Regions from separate parts of the Homo sapiens genome. Here region 1 is linked to region 2. A link is a loop called in an ENCODE intact Hi-C map of the cell type or tissue named here. Cell type or tissue: gastrocnemius medialis. All regions are shown on one strand.

Region 1 (8,000 bases), 250 kb before region 2:
CCAGGCAAGGGAGAGGGTGGCAGGCCCCACGTACCCAGGCCTGTCACCTTCCGCAGGCAGGTGAGGGCATACTGCAGACGGCCACACTCATCCCCGCTGGCCCCACAGCGCCGCAGCGTCTCCTTCACCTTGGCCTCATTCATCTCCAGCAGGGCATCCAGCGTGAGGTCTCGGGGGATCTCCTAAGGGGACAGAGGGACAGGCAGAGAGGCGGTGAGCAGTCGGCTGGGCCGGGAGCCCCTCAGCCTCAGGCTGGCCTCCTGCTGAGTGGCAGGGGCCAGCTGCTGGCTGGGCCGGCCTCTGACCAGAGCCACCACGTGCTTGGGGACACAAGCAGAGCTCCCTGGCCCCCACCCTCCAGGCTCCCAGAGACAGCAGCTGAAGCAGACTCGGTGGGGGGTGAGGGGAGGAAGTAAAGACCAGAAAGGTTTGGACGAGGGCATGTTGCCCAGCTTGTTTCTTCTTACTCCTCTGCACAGAAAAAAAACAGCGAGTCATAACAACTTTTTAGAATGACGAGTACTTCAGACAAAGATGGCCCTTCACAATTTTGTTGTATCTGAATCAGATAAGAGAGATTTCAAATCAAACTGGCTCAAGAAAGGAAGGATTTAAAAAAAAAAAACAAAAAAACCTCACCAAACACTGCAGAGGCACTTACTGCCTCACCTGATTTCTATCAAAACTTTTCACTGGCCCCACCTGACAGATGAAGAAAGAGGCTCAGAGAGATTATGTCACCTGCACGAGGTCACTAGGCCATACGGTGAAGAAAGTGGCAGGCAGAATTTTAAGGTGGTCTTGTGACCTTTGTCCCCTGGTGTTGCTCCTGATCTTGTTACATTACAGAAGTCTCCCTCTTATCTGCAGTTTCAGTTACCAGCAGCCAACCATAGCCTAAAACTATTAAATGGAAAATGCCAGAAACATTCCAGAAATAAACAATTTATAGTTTTAAACTATGCACCATTCTGAGTAATGTGATGAAATCTTGCGCCATCCAGCTCCATCCCACCGGAGACGTGAATTGTCCCTTTGTCCAGCGTCTCCACACTGTCTCCACTCCCGGCCTGTTTGTCACTTAGTAGCTATCTTGGTTATCAGATCAACTGCCACGACCTCTCCCCACATAGGCACTTTATCATCTCACAGCATCACAAGATGAGGGGTGAGAACAGTACAGTAAGATATTTTGAGAGAGAGAAGAGAGACCACATTCCTGTAACTTTCATTATAGTGTATTGTTATAATTGCTCTATTTTGTTATTGTTGATTATTAATCTCTTACTGTGCCCAACTTACTAACTTTATCAGAGGTATGTATGTATAGGAAAAAACACAGTATACATCATATATATATATATTCAGTACTATCCATGGTTTCAGGCATCCACTGAGGGTCCTGGAACATATCCCCTACAGAAAAGGGGGTATTACTATATACAGCAAAAGGGAAATTATCCAAGTAGGCTTCATCCAATCACAAGAGCCCTTTAAAAGCAAAGGGTTCTCTTGAGCTGGTAACAGAGAAGTCAAGAGACCTGAAGCGTGAAAAGCAGACTTTGAAGGAGGAGGGGAATGGGGGTGGCCTCTGGGAAAAAAAGTAGCCCCTGGCTGACAGCCATTGAGGGAATGAGGACCTCAGACCTCCAGCCACAAGGAAATGGATTCTGCCAATAACCTGAATGAACGTGAAGTGGATTCTTCTCCAGAACTTCCAGGTAAGAGGAAGGCCTGGCCTACACCTTGACCTCAGCCTTGTGAGATCCCAAGTAGGGATATAAGCAGAGCCTGAGTGGATTCCTCCACCTAGAGAACCATGAGATGATAAGCGGGTGGTGTGTTAAGCTGCTAAATTTGTTATGAAGCAATGGAAAATACAAAGAATGAATGGTAGAATCAAGGCTCAGTGGACTTCAAAACTTGTGCCCTTTCCTCTCATCAGGGAGGGAGGAAACCTCTCCAGCTCTGACTACTTTGAGCCACATGACACTGTCAGAGGCACTGGAACCAGAGCCATTCCATCTTGAATAGGGGCTGGGTAAAATGAGGGTGAGACCTGCTGTGCTGCATCCCCAGGAAGTCAGGCATTCTTAATCATAGGGTGAGAGAGAAGGTCACAAGATACAGGTCACAAAGACCCCATGATAAAACAGGATGAGCTAAAGAAGCCAGCCAAAACCCACCAAAACCAAGATGGTATCCCAAGTGACCTCTGGTCTTCCTCACTGCTCATTATATGCTCATTATAATGCATTAGCATGCTAAAAGACACTCCCACCGGCACCATGACAGTCTACAAATGCCATGGCAATGCCCAGAAGTTACCCTATATGGTCTAAAGAGGGGGAGGGGCCCTCAGTTCCAGGAATTGCCTGCCCCTTTCCCAGAAAATTCACAAATAATCTACCCCAGTTTAGCATATGGTCAAGAAATAACCATGAAAATAGCTAACTAGCAGCCCTCAGGGCTGCTCTGCCTACGGGGTTGCTATTCTTTTGTTTCTCCACTTCTCTAATAAACTTGCCTTCATTTTATTCTGTGGACTCACCCAGGATTCTTTTTTGTGCAAGACTCAAGAACCCTCTTTTGGGATCCAGAATGGGACCCCTATATCCAGCAACAATACCAAACCTGGGACAAATATAAAAAACCAATGGGACATGCCTCTGGTCTCAAGTGGCCTACAGCCCAGTGGGAGGAGTGACAGACATTTAAACAGGTAACTACAATGCAGTAAGATGCGCACTAGAGCAGAGAGAGTTCAAAGAGCTATGGGACCAGATCAGACCTTTTTTTGTCTTTAACCCTTTCTATATTTTCCAGATTTTCTGTAACAGAGAAGGCCAGACATTCCACATCAAATGACTGCTATAAAGCTCACAGTTCTTGAGAATCTAAGCCAATCCTGATTTTTAGCAAGTTGTGTCTAATTTTACTTTTAAGGACTAATTTCATTGTCATTCCATTTACATGCTGTAATTCCTTGTCTCAAGCGTCAAAACTAACCCTAATGAAGATACTGGCTGAGTCCTGAAGGTATGAGGCCCAACCCATACCCCTCTCTCCCATAGCAAGGCTGGAGCTAGATGCCTGCCTTTCTGTATTTGTTTGTTTTTTACTGTACCCGCTGACGGCAGATGCTTTTGTAGCTTTTCAGTATATTCTTCAATCTTCAGGGCTGTAGGCAAGAATCACATCACCACTTAGCATGATCACACCAAAATAAAGCCAGACACATAACTGTACCAAGAAGCTCATCACTGGTTGGCCAAAACCCTGGTTGCCTTCCAGAAGATAAAACTAAAGTGTCACAGGAACCACTGATGAGAACGGCACCAGCAGGGGAGGCAGATTAGACAAATGGTGCCATGCAGAAGCTTCTATACAATCAACATGTCTTGCTTTCTTTCCCTTAGCCTGTCTTCCACTGAAATGAGGTTTGGATATCTTTGCCCTCATTTGACTGTTAAGAGCACCTTGGCGATACCGTCAGGGTAAGCACAAGAGCAACCTTCACCTTATCTGAACAAAGCAATCCTCTACTTGTCCGGAAGGGTGTCCTCAGTTTGTCTCTCCACCACATACTCCAAGGCTGTGATGACTCAGCAGTTTGCCCAGATGATGATAGAGATGTTTAATGGGGCTGGGGAGGGAGCCAGGCTGAGGAAACCCAATCTTCAACCTAACTATAATGCAAATAGGGATTCTTTTTCTTTCTTTTTATTCATCTCCTCCTCACCCATACCAAGTTTCAAGTTCTCAAAGTAACTACATTTATTATTACAAACTATTTGCCAGAACAATATGCCTAGGGCTTTGTATACATTATTTTATCTTTAATCAACTCCGCAAGTAGATGGAGTTAAGTCCATCTTACTGAGGCTCAGAGACTTCACAGCTTAACAAGTGGCTGAGCAGAATTGAAACCCACGTGCGCACGATTCCAAACCTCCTCCAAATATTCCATGCTGTCCACTTGTTAACCTGGCAAAGCCTTGGGATACAGCAGCTACCTTTCAGGGGAAATTATTTTTTTCGAAGTAAATTAATTTCTACCTACTTTCAGAAAATAGAAGTGAGGTACAGAAACAGCTGGATTGGTTACAGCTCCTTTGCCTTATTTGAACAAGATTCGAACAGTTGGCTACATTTGATTGGCACAAGTGCAGTCTACAGTGTTTTTATACCTCCACTTGTTATAGTTCATGATATACAGAAAAACCTTTAGGCTGAACTTAAAATATCTAAGGAGGTAGCTCTAGGCTAAACTTGATTTAACACACTTCTCTGCCTTTTTACTGAACAAGAAACCCAACGGCAGCAATGGCAATGCTAAACAGAAAACCCCCGCTTTCCTCCCTTGGTGTTGGGGAAAGGGGCAGGCAATGGAGGGGCACCAGAACTTCTGGTTTTAAAGAAATCTGAATTTTTATTTTTAAATGGCTGGCTTTTACATGGTGATAACTAATTCAAATCTGTGCAAACAAAACAAATTATGTCCATGAGGAACATGGGGCTTCCAGGCCTAAGCGCGGAGACCCCATGGGAAGAATCTGATGCCTTCCAAGGTTAATCTGATCAGTGAGTGACATCTAAAACTTTATTTCTGTAGGCAAACGGGGGAGGATGCAGGCCCAGTAGCAAGTACTCCAGGGGACCAGGCTTTCTCAGTGAGGGGCCCACCCTGGAAACAAAGTGCCCCACCTCCCAACTCTACAACTGACTCTGAGACCCAATGTTAACTTAATCAAGAAAGGAAAGCTACCAGGACGGTCGCGTGGCTGTGAAGGCCCCTGCGAGGGGCCCTGATATCTCCCAGTATCATGACTCAACAGTGCCCCAAAGCAACTCAGCACCCCCGAAACCTCACACATGGATGTGACTCGCCCACCCACAGTGACAGGCACAGCCAAGTCTGATTTAGGAAGATGTTTTCAAAGCAGAGTAACTCACAACTTTCCTGGATCATCTCTAAACCAAAAACAAATTAGGGAATCAGTTTTGCCACCTGCTGAAGGTGAACTCGCAGGTGAAGCCACTCTGAAACCTTCTCAGGTCTGAGAGGCTCCAGTGCCCCAGGAGGGCATCCCATCTGCCAGGAGGTGCCCAGAAGATGCTAAGTTGTCTCAAAGCCAAGGGCAAAAGGCCCCTCTCTCTGCCCATACCCCAAAGTTCTGGAGAACCCGGCTGGGAGTCCGTACTGCCTCCAAGGAATTACTGCCCACCCCAGCTTCTGTCTAAAGAACAAAATATGGAACTACAAACCAAAAACGGAAGACATGGATGCCCAGACCATCATAGGAGATGCCCAATCCATCTTGAGAGATGCCCAGTCCCAGCTCCGACAAGTCTCAGGGTTAGCATGGGTGCACACAGGTGGGGATGCAGGAATGAGGAGCAGAGTGACAGCATCAGAGATCATTGGCTCCCTGCCTCTGCCTGTCTCTCTCAAACCAGGAGATATGTTCTCCAGTAGGTGGGATTAAGTTATTCTTTCTGATAATAATTGGAGAGCAGGGCCAGTTGAGTGCTGAGGTCACTCCCAGTCTGTGACAATCCAGTCATGTCATTAGCAGGAGACTGCTGGTCTCCATTCTCTCCAGTGGAGGGTGAGGATGGGTTTGGGCAACGTGCTACCCCCTCCCCCAGCAGCTGGCAGAGGCTGGCGTCACAGGCCATGCTGGGTAAGCCGGCAGCTCAGGGCCAGTTAGGTATCAAATGGTATCCAGGGATTTACTAGCAGCCACGGGGCTGCCTGGGGTCTATACTTAGAAACCTGGGCCTGCTGACACTGAGAGGCGCCACACTCCCTGTGGCCAGTCAGGTGGACCAGGAAAATGCCAGGGGCGGCACCGCTGCTGTACCGGCCACGTATACAAACACACTGCACTTCACGCAAGAACACGGGTGAAAGCTGGGTTGAAGGAAGATCAAGAAGCAAACCCAGGCTCTGTGTTTCTGTTCAGTTTTGCATCCCTAGAACATGCCTCAGGCAGTGCTGCTGGAACACAGGTCCATCTGTGGAACCTGGATCACTGGTGTGCATGGGTGATGAAAGGGATCCTTAACCCCAGACCTTTCCCCAGGAACTGGTCAGACCAGAGAGGCCAAAGGTGGGCTCCTAGAGCCCTGTGGGTGGTGACATAGGACCCTGCACATCCCTCTGAGGCCAGAGCCCAGCGGGGCTGGAAGGAGAGAGAGAGAGAGGAGCAAGTGGAGAAGGTTTCTATGGCAGCCCAGGCTGGGAGCCACATGTCTCAAATTGGCAAGGGAGCACCTGACAGATGTTTCTCCTACCTGCACCCACCATTGGGGCTCATGGAGAGGGAGGAGTGAGACTTGGATAGTAACAGTCAGATATTCTGGGAGGCACAGGAAGGGCTGAGGCAAGAGCCCAGGTCAGGCAGCCTCCAGGGGCTTCCACAGAAATCAGCAGAAAGCCTGGGGATGTTGGCTTTGCTTGTGGCCAGTTCCGGGCCCAGCCTCCTCACTACCCCACCCCTGGGAAGCAAGGCAAACAAAACCCCCTCCCAGGAGAGTCAGTTGGTTCCTTGAGGGCAAACTCCCCTCTTAACACCATTCCCTAGAGGCCAACACAGTGAAGCAAAGAGCCAGACTGGGTCCCCGCAATGCCCCTGACCTCGGACAAGTCCCCGCCCCTCTTTGGGCTTCGGATTTCCCATTTATAAAATGAGTGGTTCTGCCTAGAACAAATCAACGGCTCTCAATCCGGGTTGTGCCCTGGAATTTTCCAGGGACTTTAAAAATGAATCGCAATGCTTGGGCCCCACTTCAGACCGGCCAAATCAGAATTTCTGGAGGTGCGGACCATGAGGGCAGACAGGCGTTGGGGCCCAAAGTCTGGCTAAGGCAGCCCAGGACAGAACAGGTCTGGGGATGTCCAGACCAGAAGGCAGATGTGGCCACAGCACGGCTGTGTTCAGGAGGCCACATTCCTTCCACTGAACTCGAGCCCAGCCCAAACTCACAGCTGTCCCAGGAGACGTCCTCTCCTGTGCCCAGGTCCCTGCCTCCCTCTCCACAAAGCAAATAGGGGCTCACAGTAGGGAGCTGGGCTTGAACTGGAACCTTCAGGATTGGCTTCTTCTCACGTATGCATTGGTAAGCCTGGGATTGAAAGCTTGTTTAGAAAGAAGGTACAGTGGTGGGTGTGGAGGAATAGAGGTCAAAGGGGAGAAAGAGATGAGAGGGGTTCAAGAAAGGGCAATAAGCATTTATTACACATGTCCTGCGTGCCAGGCACTGTCAGATGAACCACAGAGGTCAGCACATGCAATCCTCCTAACAGCCTGAGATGGGAGATAAGGCTGAGAGAGGGCGGGTAACTTGCTCAAGGCCACACAGAACAAGGCCATCTCAACCCACCACCAGCCAGCCCTTGTGTCCACTGCCTTGCATTATGAAGTGAGCCCTTTTTCCCAGGGCAGCGTTTATTTGCCACCACTGGCATCACAGGTCACATATGACTTTCCAGACCCCACACCGCTCTATCCCTGGGCCCAGCTAGGGTGAGCTCTGGCAGTGGGGTTTAAAGCAGCTGCAGGAGGCTCCTCCAAGGAGGTCTCTCCATGTTCCCTTTTAATCCCACTTAGCCTCCACTCCAGTCCTTTGGAGGAGGCTGGCACTTTTCAACTCTGCCTGGGACCAGATATCTAGCTTCCAGCTGCACCCGCTGTCACCACAGCCACCACTTTCTCTCCAGGCCAGCCCACCCTCCTGGAAAGCTTGTCCTGTGGCTGCCTCCTTGCTCTCCCTATCAGCGTGGAAAGGCCCCATTCCTCCTTCTATAAATCCAGAGGTATAATACATAGTGTGAGAATAGGCAAACTTTTTCTGAAAGCCACACAGAGTCTCTTCAGCTTTGTGGGCCACATGGTCTCTGTCGAAACTGCTCCACTCTGCTGCTGTGGCACCACCAGAGCCACAGACAACACGTACACAAATGGGTGTGGCTGTGCTCCCATAAAATTTAACTA
Region 2 (8,000 bases):
ACAACCCCACGAGGATGTAACTTCTATTATCCCCATTTTACAGTGAAGGAAGGAGACGCAGAGAGGTTCAGCTACTTGCTAGTGAGTAGAGAGCTGGGATGCCTACCCTAGTAGTGTATTGTCAATCATCTCTCTCTGTTGCCTCCTGTGCAAGCAAGGAAGGCTGATTAGTGATCCTGCATGTGGCCCATTATGGCAATTATGAGGTTGTCTTTTCCTCAGCTGTTTAGGGGTTTGCAGGTCTGTTATCATCTGTGCCCTAGACTGGAGTTCCTAGAAGGCAGAAACTGTCTTGATAGCTCCAGCGTCCAGTAGTCTGGCATATGGCAAGTGTTCAATTGCTGCTGAGTGAATACATAAATGCATGCATGAATTAATGAATGAATAAGTGAGTGCATGGATGACCAGTGCTGGGACAGAGAGAGGCACGGGATGCTGAGGAATCCAGGGCAGCCTCTGTCAGGGCAGAGGCTCAGAATCAGGCCCCAGAGGGTGGTTTGTGCCATGATCTGTCCATACCCAAGGGGCCCCTAAACAATATCGTCTGTCTCTTTGTACACAGTCCACCTTGTGGAGTTGGCCCAACTACTGGTTGTAGCAAAACCTCCGCCCAGCCCGGGCTGCAGCCTTCCCCGCCCAGGCAGACTCTCCAGTGGAAGGAGGCTCCTCCCCTGGGCTCCAGGGCTTGTATCTTGGGGAAAGGAAGTCAAGCTGGATTTTCACCCACTTCTCTGCCTCCCTCCCATCGCTCCCAGATCATCTGACCATTCACAGGAAGTCCATGGTGGGGTGTGGCTGTTTTTAAGGACTTTGGCATTGTTTCAGGAAAGGAAAAAAAAAAAAAAGCTAAACAAACAACTGCTCAAAACACTAAAACAATTCTCTGATTTGTTTCAAATTTGTATAGGGGATGGGGTTTTCATAAATAGCCAGGCTGGTGGTGGTGTGGAGATGTGATCTTTTGGGCATATTAATAACAACTGCCTCCCTCACCAAGACTAGGCCCTATGTTAAGTGCTTCTGGGGCTTGATCTTATTTAATCCATACATCCCTGGGCCATACTGTGATTATGAGGAGGAGTTTCAGAGAGGTTAAGGGGCTTACCCAAGGGCACACAGCTGCAAAGTGGTTAGAGCAAAGATCTTAAGCCATGTATTTTTTTTCTTTTTTTTTCTTCTTTTGTGACAGGGTCTTACTCTGTTGCCCAGGCTTGAGTGCAGTGATGCAAACATGGCTCACTGCAACCTGGACCTCCCGGGCTCAAGTGATCTTCCCACCTTACCTTCCCATGTAGCTGGGACCACAGGCACAGGCCACCATGCCCAGCTAATTTTTTGATTTTTTTGTAGGAATGGGGTCTCACTTTGTTGCCCAGGCTGGCCTGTAACTCCTGGACTCAAGCAATCCTCCCCACTCTGCCTCCCAAAGTGCTGAAATTACAGACGTAAGCCACTGCACCCAGCCCCAAGTATTTCTTGACTCTGGAGTCAGATAGCCTGGGCTTGAATCCTGACTCTGCTATTTACTATCACGTGACTTCTGGCGAGTTAGTTAACCCCTCTGTGCCTCAGTTTCCTCATTTATAAAATGAAGATAACTGTCTGTTTCATAGGGTTGTTGTGAGCATTCAATTATACACATTAAGCACTTAGAACAGTGCCTGAATCATGGTGAAAGTTCATAAATGTTAGCTATATTTCAATACAAATGGAAATTAACACTTTATTTAATACAAATAGAAATTAACACTTCACTTACTACCTGTTTCTGGTGTCTTTTACTGCTGACATTATATATAGCATTCCACTGACCTTTGACTTTTATATGTACATTCTCCTGACTTTGTGTTTTATCAAATCCTCAATGACACTTATAATCTGTACCATTATCTATAATATACCATTACAGTGTGTACCACTTAAAACAATTTTTAAGACATCTTTGATTATAAAATATGTCCTAATTTCAGAGTGCAGAGATAAAAGTATAACTTTCTTATCAGTGAAATATGGTAAGAATGGTCTGACCCTTTATTACTGAGTTGGGTCCTTCCTGGGTATGAATTCTCCCTGCTCCCTAGATGGCATCTGTATTAGTTGATCTAGATAACAGTTCCACCCAATGCAGTCTGGCCCCTGGACTCTTAACCCAGGGCCAGCCCCAATGGCTGGTATTACTGGCAGGTCAGCTCCAGGCAAGTGGGACTACCCTTGTCTGATACAGCTGGTAGAAGGGGCTCATGTCAGGCCAGGTGTGCTGGCTCATGCCTGTAATCCCAGCACTTTGGAAGGCCGATGGGGGCAGATTGCTTGAGTCCAGGAGTTTGAGACCAGTCTGGGCAACATGGTGAAAACCCAACTCTACAAAAAATACAAAAACTAGTCAGGTGTGATGCCGCGCACCTGAAGTCTCAGCTACTCAGGAGGCTGAGGTGGGAGGATTGCTCAAACCCAGAAGGTTGAGGCTGCAATGAACCATGATTGTGTCACTGCTCTCCAGCCTAGGAGACAGAGCAAGTCTCTGTCTCAAAACACAAAAATAAAATTAAAAAAAAAAAAGGGGCTCACGTCAGCTTGTAACCTGACCTCTTGTTGATCATTAAAGCTAGAGGCTCAACCTGTGACCATGACCAGACAAATAAATAAAGCCAGGGGTGCAGGGTCAGGTGACTTCCTCACCTGCAGTGATTGCTTTGGAGCATCCTGCTCCAGCCTGTTTGAGTTGGATTTGTTCACATTGCAATGAAAATGTGAGATCAGTTCCCAAGGAGAGTGGTGTGTAGGAAAAAACTAACCATCCTTTGGTATCATTTGCCCAGGTGGTGGGCGAAGGACACCTTGTGTGGGTTTCAATGGCCTAATTATATTTGGAGTCATTCCTTCTGCGTTTGTTTTCCCTGTGATTCAATGAAAGGTAGGGAGTGTTGGGAAAGGTTTAGCCTGACATCATGGCTGGCTCTAGGGAGTTGGCAGAGGCACAGGCAAGAACCAATTTAGTCCCATGTACCCCATAAACATATACACCTACTATATACCCACAAAAATAAAATATTGAAATAAAAAATTCATAGAAAAAAAGAGAGCTAATTTTGGTATTTGATGTTGACTGAATGCCCTTCCTAAATGACAGTGCCCGTCTATGGCCATCATGAAAAGAAACAGGGCTCCTGAGACAGATTTATTTTGTGTTTGAGACAGAGTCTCTCTTAGTTGCCAGGCTGGAGTGCAGTGGTGCAATCACAGCTCACTGCAGCCTCTACCTCCCAGGCTTGAGTGATCCTCCCACCTCAGCCTCCAGAGTAACGGAGGAGACCACCCCTCATATTGTCTTATGCCCAATTTCTGCCTCCAAAGAAAGAAGAAGTAAAAACTAAAAGACAGAAATGAAATCCACCAGCAGACAGCCCAGCGCCACACCCTGGGCCTGGTAGTTAAAGATCGACCCCTGACCTAATAGGTTATGTTATCTATAGATTACAGACATTGTATAGAAAAGCACTGTGAAAATCCCCATCCTGTTCTGTTCCGTTCCAATTACTGGTGCATGCAGCCCCCAGTCACGTACCCCTTGCTTGCTCAATCGATCACGACCCTCTCACGCAGACCCCCTTAGAGTTGTGAGCCCTTAAAAGGGACAGGAATTGCTCACTCAGGGAGCTCGGCTCTTGAGACAGGAGTCTTACTGATGCTCCCGGCTGAATAAACTGCTTCCTTCTTTAACTCGATGTCTGAGGGGTTTTGTCTGCAGCTTTTCCTGCTACAAGAGTATCTGGGACCACAGGCACACCACCATGTGCAGCGAATTTTTTAAAAATTATTATTTGTAGAGACGAGCTCTCACTATGTTGCCCAGGCTGGTCTTGAACTCCTGGGTGCAAGTGACTCTCACGCCTTGGCCTCCAAAAGTGCTGGGATTAAAGGTGTGAGCCACTGGGCCCAGCCTGGAGACAGATTAATCTGAATTTACATGCTCGATGGTCTTCTCTTAGCTGTGTGACCTGAGGAGCTGGCCTCTCTGAACCTCCACAGCTATAATACAGGATAATTCTACAGGGTTGTTAAGAAGTACCAGGGATAGTGACGAGCACGTGGTCAGTGCTCAACAGATGGTAGTAGCAGCTGTCAAGTGCCTGCCATGTACCTGACACTGTTGCAGATACAAAATAGAAGCTAAACACTATTCATGGAGGAGAGGTATTATTACAGTATTCTTAGATCAAAGCTCTGAAAGTTACAAGCTGTTAAGCAGCCAAGCCAGCAATCACCTGTCTTTCTTGGGACTGCAGCCTCAGCCAACACTTCTGCAAAGTCCTCTGGGCAGCAGGCCCTGTGGCGAGAAAGTGGGCCAAGCTGCTATATGAACAGCCTCCTGATCTGAGGCCAGATGGGGCCAAGCCTAGAAAGCTGGGTCTTTGCCAGGTGTTGAGCAGCGTGACCCAGACACAGTCTGAGGGAGCTGCTTTCTCCACCCAGCACAAGCTGGATGAGCGTGCACCAGGATGCCCATCCCAGCTCCCCAGGCCAGAGCTACTGCCATGACTGCTGACCGGGGGCTGGTCTCTCACTTGCCAAGGCATCAACAACCACTGTGACCCAAATATCAGCCAGGGGTAGAGTCCAGTGGGAAAAGTTTGAAGGATTTCCTCAGGTGTAAGGAATTTGCATTCTAAATGAGTAACCAACACCCAAGAATGAGTACCTAGCAACAGGCTGTATTTGAAGGAAGTGATGTGGAAATTAGGACTCTGATGGAACTTGAGAAATGGGCAAGATGACTTCTGGCTGGGCCAGCTTATCTGACCACCAAAAACAGGCCATTTAGGTAATGCATCATAAACTCAAATATACAAGAATTGGGTTTGTTATGAAATTGGGTAAAACAAGTGAGACAGGCTCATGTCACCCAGGGGGATGGCAGGGACAACCTTTGACTTGGGGGCTTCCCGGTCCTATTTCCCAGAAGCTGCCTGCAGACCCTTGCAACACAGCAAGGCCACAGTAATGTTTACTGTTTCTCTTCTGAGCTCAACTGTTATCATCCAAGGGAGAACTTGAAGCCTGTGTAATTTCTGCCAAATCATGTTAGGGGTCTTAGAGGTGGCAAGATGGTTGGGGAGTACACAGAAATCACTGTCTGTGCTCTAGCACAGTTTATATCTAATTAAGAAGTTTTGGCCAGGTGTGGGGGGCTAACACCTGTAATCCCAGCACTTTGGGAGGCCAAGGCGGGAGGACTGCTACAGTCTGGGAGATGGAGACCAGCCTAGGCAGCAAGACCTTGTCTCTATAAAAAATACAAAAATTAGCTGGGTGTGATGGTGCATAACTATAGTCCCAGCTACTCAGGAGGCTGAGACAGGAGAATCGATTGAGCTCAGGAGATGGAGGCTGCAGTGAGCCGTGATCATGCCACTGCACCCCAACCTGGGTCACAGGGCGAGACCATCTTGAAAAAATAAAGAAGTTTCAAGGAGGCATTCCTGCTGTTCCTATGCCTTAGTCCATTTGGGCTGCTAGAAGAAAGTACCATAGACTAGATGGGTTATAAACAACAGAAGTTAACTTCTCACAGTTCTGGATGTTGGAAGTTTGAGATCAGGGTGCAGGTCCTCTTCTCGGTTAGACTGTTGTCTTCTCATTGTATCTTCACATGGTGGAGAGGGAATGAGAGCTTTCTAGGGTTCCTTTCACACGGGCACGAATCCCATTATGAGGACTCCGCCCTCATGACCTAATCACCTCCCAAAGGCCCCACTCCCTAATATCATTACATTGAGGATTAGGATTTCAACGTATTACTGGTGGTGGTGGTGGTGGTCGTGGGGTGTGCATACAACATTCGGTCCATAATATTAACTGTGCTTTTCCTCAGCCATTACTGTGAGATTAATATTGTGAATCATACAACTTACTGGGTTTCCCATTTTGTGTGAGTTTGTTTTTGACACAGAGTCTGGTTCTGTCATGCAGGCTGGAGTGCAGTGGCGCCATCTTGGATCAATGCCAACTTTGCCTCCCAGGTTCAAGCTATTCTCCTGCCTCAGCCTCCTGAGTAGCTGGGACTTACAGGCATGAGCCACCACGCCCAGGTAATTTTTGGGGAGTATTTTTAGTAGAGATGGGGTTTCACCATGTTGGCCAGGCTGGTCTCCAGCTCCTGACCTCAAGTGATCTGCCCACCAGAGTCTCCCAAAGTGCTGGGATTACAGGTGTGAGCCCCTGTGCCCGGCCATTTTGTGTGAGTTTGGTGCCAAAATATTTAGCTCACTTGGTGCAAATGTATGTCTTTTAAGATTTCCATTTAAGGCAGGGCGTGATGGCTCATGCCTGTAATCCCAGCACTTTGGGAGGCTGAGGTGGGTGGATCACCTGAGGTCAGGAATTCCAGACCAGCCTGGCCAACATGGCAGAACCCTGTCTCTACTAAAAAAAAAAAAAATACAGCCGGGCGTGGTGGCTCACGCCTGTAATCCCAGCACTTTGGGAGGCCGACGCAGGCAGATCACGAGGTCAAGAGATCGAGACCATCCTGGCCACCATGGTGAAACCCCACCTCTGCTAAAAATACAAAAATTAGCTGGGCATGGTGGCAGGCACCTGTAGTCCCAGCTACTTGGGAGGCTGAGGCAGGAGAATCGCTTGAACCCAGGAGGCAGAGGTTGCAGTGAGCCGAGAATGTGCCACTGCACTCCAGCCTGGTGACAGGGAGAGACTCCGTCTCAAAATAAATAAATAAATAACCCAGGTGTGGTGGCACGGCCTGTAATCCCTGCTACTCAGGAGGCTGAGACAGGAGAATCTCTTGAACCCGGGAGGCGGAGGTTGTGGTGCGCTGAGCCTGCACCACTGCATTCCAGTCTGGGCAACAGAGCGAGTCTCCGTGTCAAAAAATATATATATATACATATATATATATATTTCTGTTTAATATCAGCCTCATTCTTGGCTTTTTTTTTTTGAGATGGAGTTTCACTCTTGTTGCCCAGGCTGGAGTACAATGGTGCAATCTTGGCTCACCGCAACCTCCGCCTCCCGGGTTCAGGCGATTGTCCTGCCTCAGCCTCCTGAGTAGCTGGGATTACAGACGCATGCCACCATGCTGGGTTAATTTTTTGTATTTTTAGTAGAAACGGGGTTTCACCATGTTAGCCGGCTGGTCTCGAACTCCTGACCTCAGGTGATCTGCCTGCCTTGGCCTCCCAAAGTGCTGGGATTACAGGCGAGGGCCACTGCACCTGGCCTCTTGGATCTATTTTAATCATTATCTTTCTCAGGTATCTCTCTAATGCCCATCATCCTTAATCTATTTTTTATAAGAACATTTCATTATTATTCAACAATTCGGAAGCATAAAACGACCCAGTGGAGTAGCCATTTCATTTCTCTTACTTACTGATCTATACTCGAGCAAGTTTGTCCAACGTGTAGCCCACGGGCCACATGTGGCCCAGGATGGCTTTGAACGTGGCCCAACACAAATTCGTAAACCTTCTTAATAACATTATGAGATTGTTTTTGTAATTCTTTTTTAAGCTCATCAGTTAGTGTATTTTATGTGTGGCCCAAGACAATTCTTCCAATGTAGCCCAAGGAAGCCAAAAGATTGGACACCCCTGTTCTAGATGATTTCTATAGCTCACACTTTACTTTTGGAGAACAATTTTTTCAGAAAGAGCCATTGATGCTTCAGCCTTATTTAAAACCAAACAAACACAAACTCACTATAATGACGGTGACAGGCAACACTGTATTATAGGTTTTCCTAACAAAACCTGTAATACTACTTTCAGACCAGAAGACCAACTGTTATGTGGAACTATAAAGAAAATTCCTTAATCAGTATCTTTAAAACAGAAACCAGAAGGATAATGACAGTAGTCTCTAATAGAGAAAATAGTGCTGGAGTTGATAAAAATTGAATTAAATCATTTTTTCCTTCTCCAATTCCAGCCCTATTCAATCATTTTCTGATTCCTCAACTGTTAAGATAAGCCTAGACT

What was found. Hi-C counts contacts between places; a loop is a spot of excess contacts. Peaks named below come from ENCODE experiments on the same cell type or tissue, not always from the same donor. Only the 100,000 strongest peaks of a DNase experiment are listed, where the experiment ranks them.
Region 1: a loop joins it to region 2, with 6 times the contacts of the local background. A loop is called at or near these places in 2 of 110 quality-filtered maps.

The regions. Positions count from the first base shown.
Region 1 is chr17:27,569,674-27,577,673 of GRCh38, reverse strand. It overlaps KSR1 (kinase suppressor of ras 1), which reads right to left. Exons shown (of 21, transcript NM_001394583.1): 3 at 35-182. Among named protein-coding and RNA genes, the nearest start is that of LGALS9, 58 kb to the left of the region's middle. RefSeq lists an enhancer at 7,119-7,879. In gastrocnemius medialis, CTCF peaks have their summits at 3,368 and 3,577; DNase peaks (open chromatin) are centred at 333, 743, 3,607, 5,753 and 2 weaker places; H3K4me3 peaks cover 278 bases; H3K27ac peaks cover 7,916 bases.
Region 2 is chr17:27,316,423-27,324,422 of GRCh38, reverse strand. No RefSeq gene overlaps it. Among named protein-coding and RNA genes, the nearest start is that of LINC03146, 12 kb to the left of the region's middle. In gastrocnemius medialis, no CTCF peak of the experiment used is centred here; DNase peaks (open chromatin) are centred at 682 and 4,352; H3K27ac peaks cover 3,971 bases.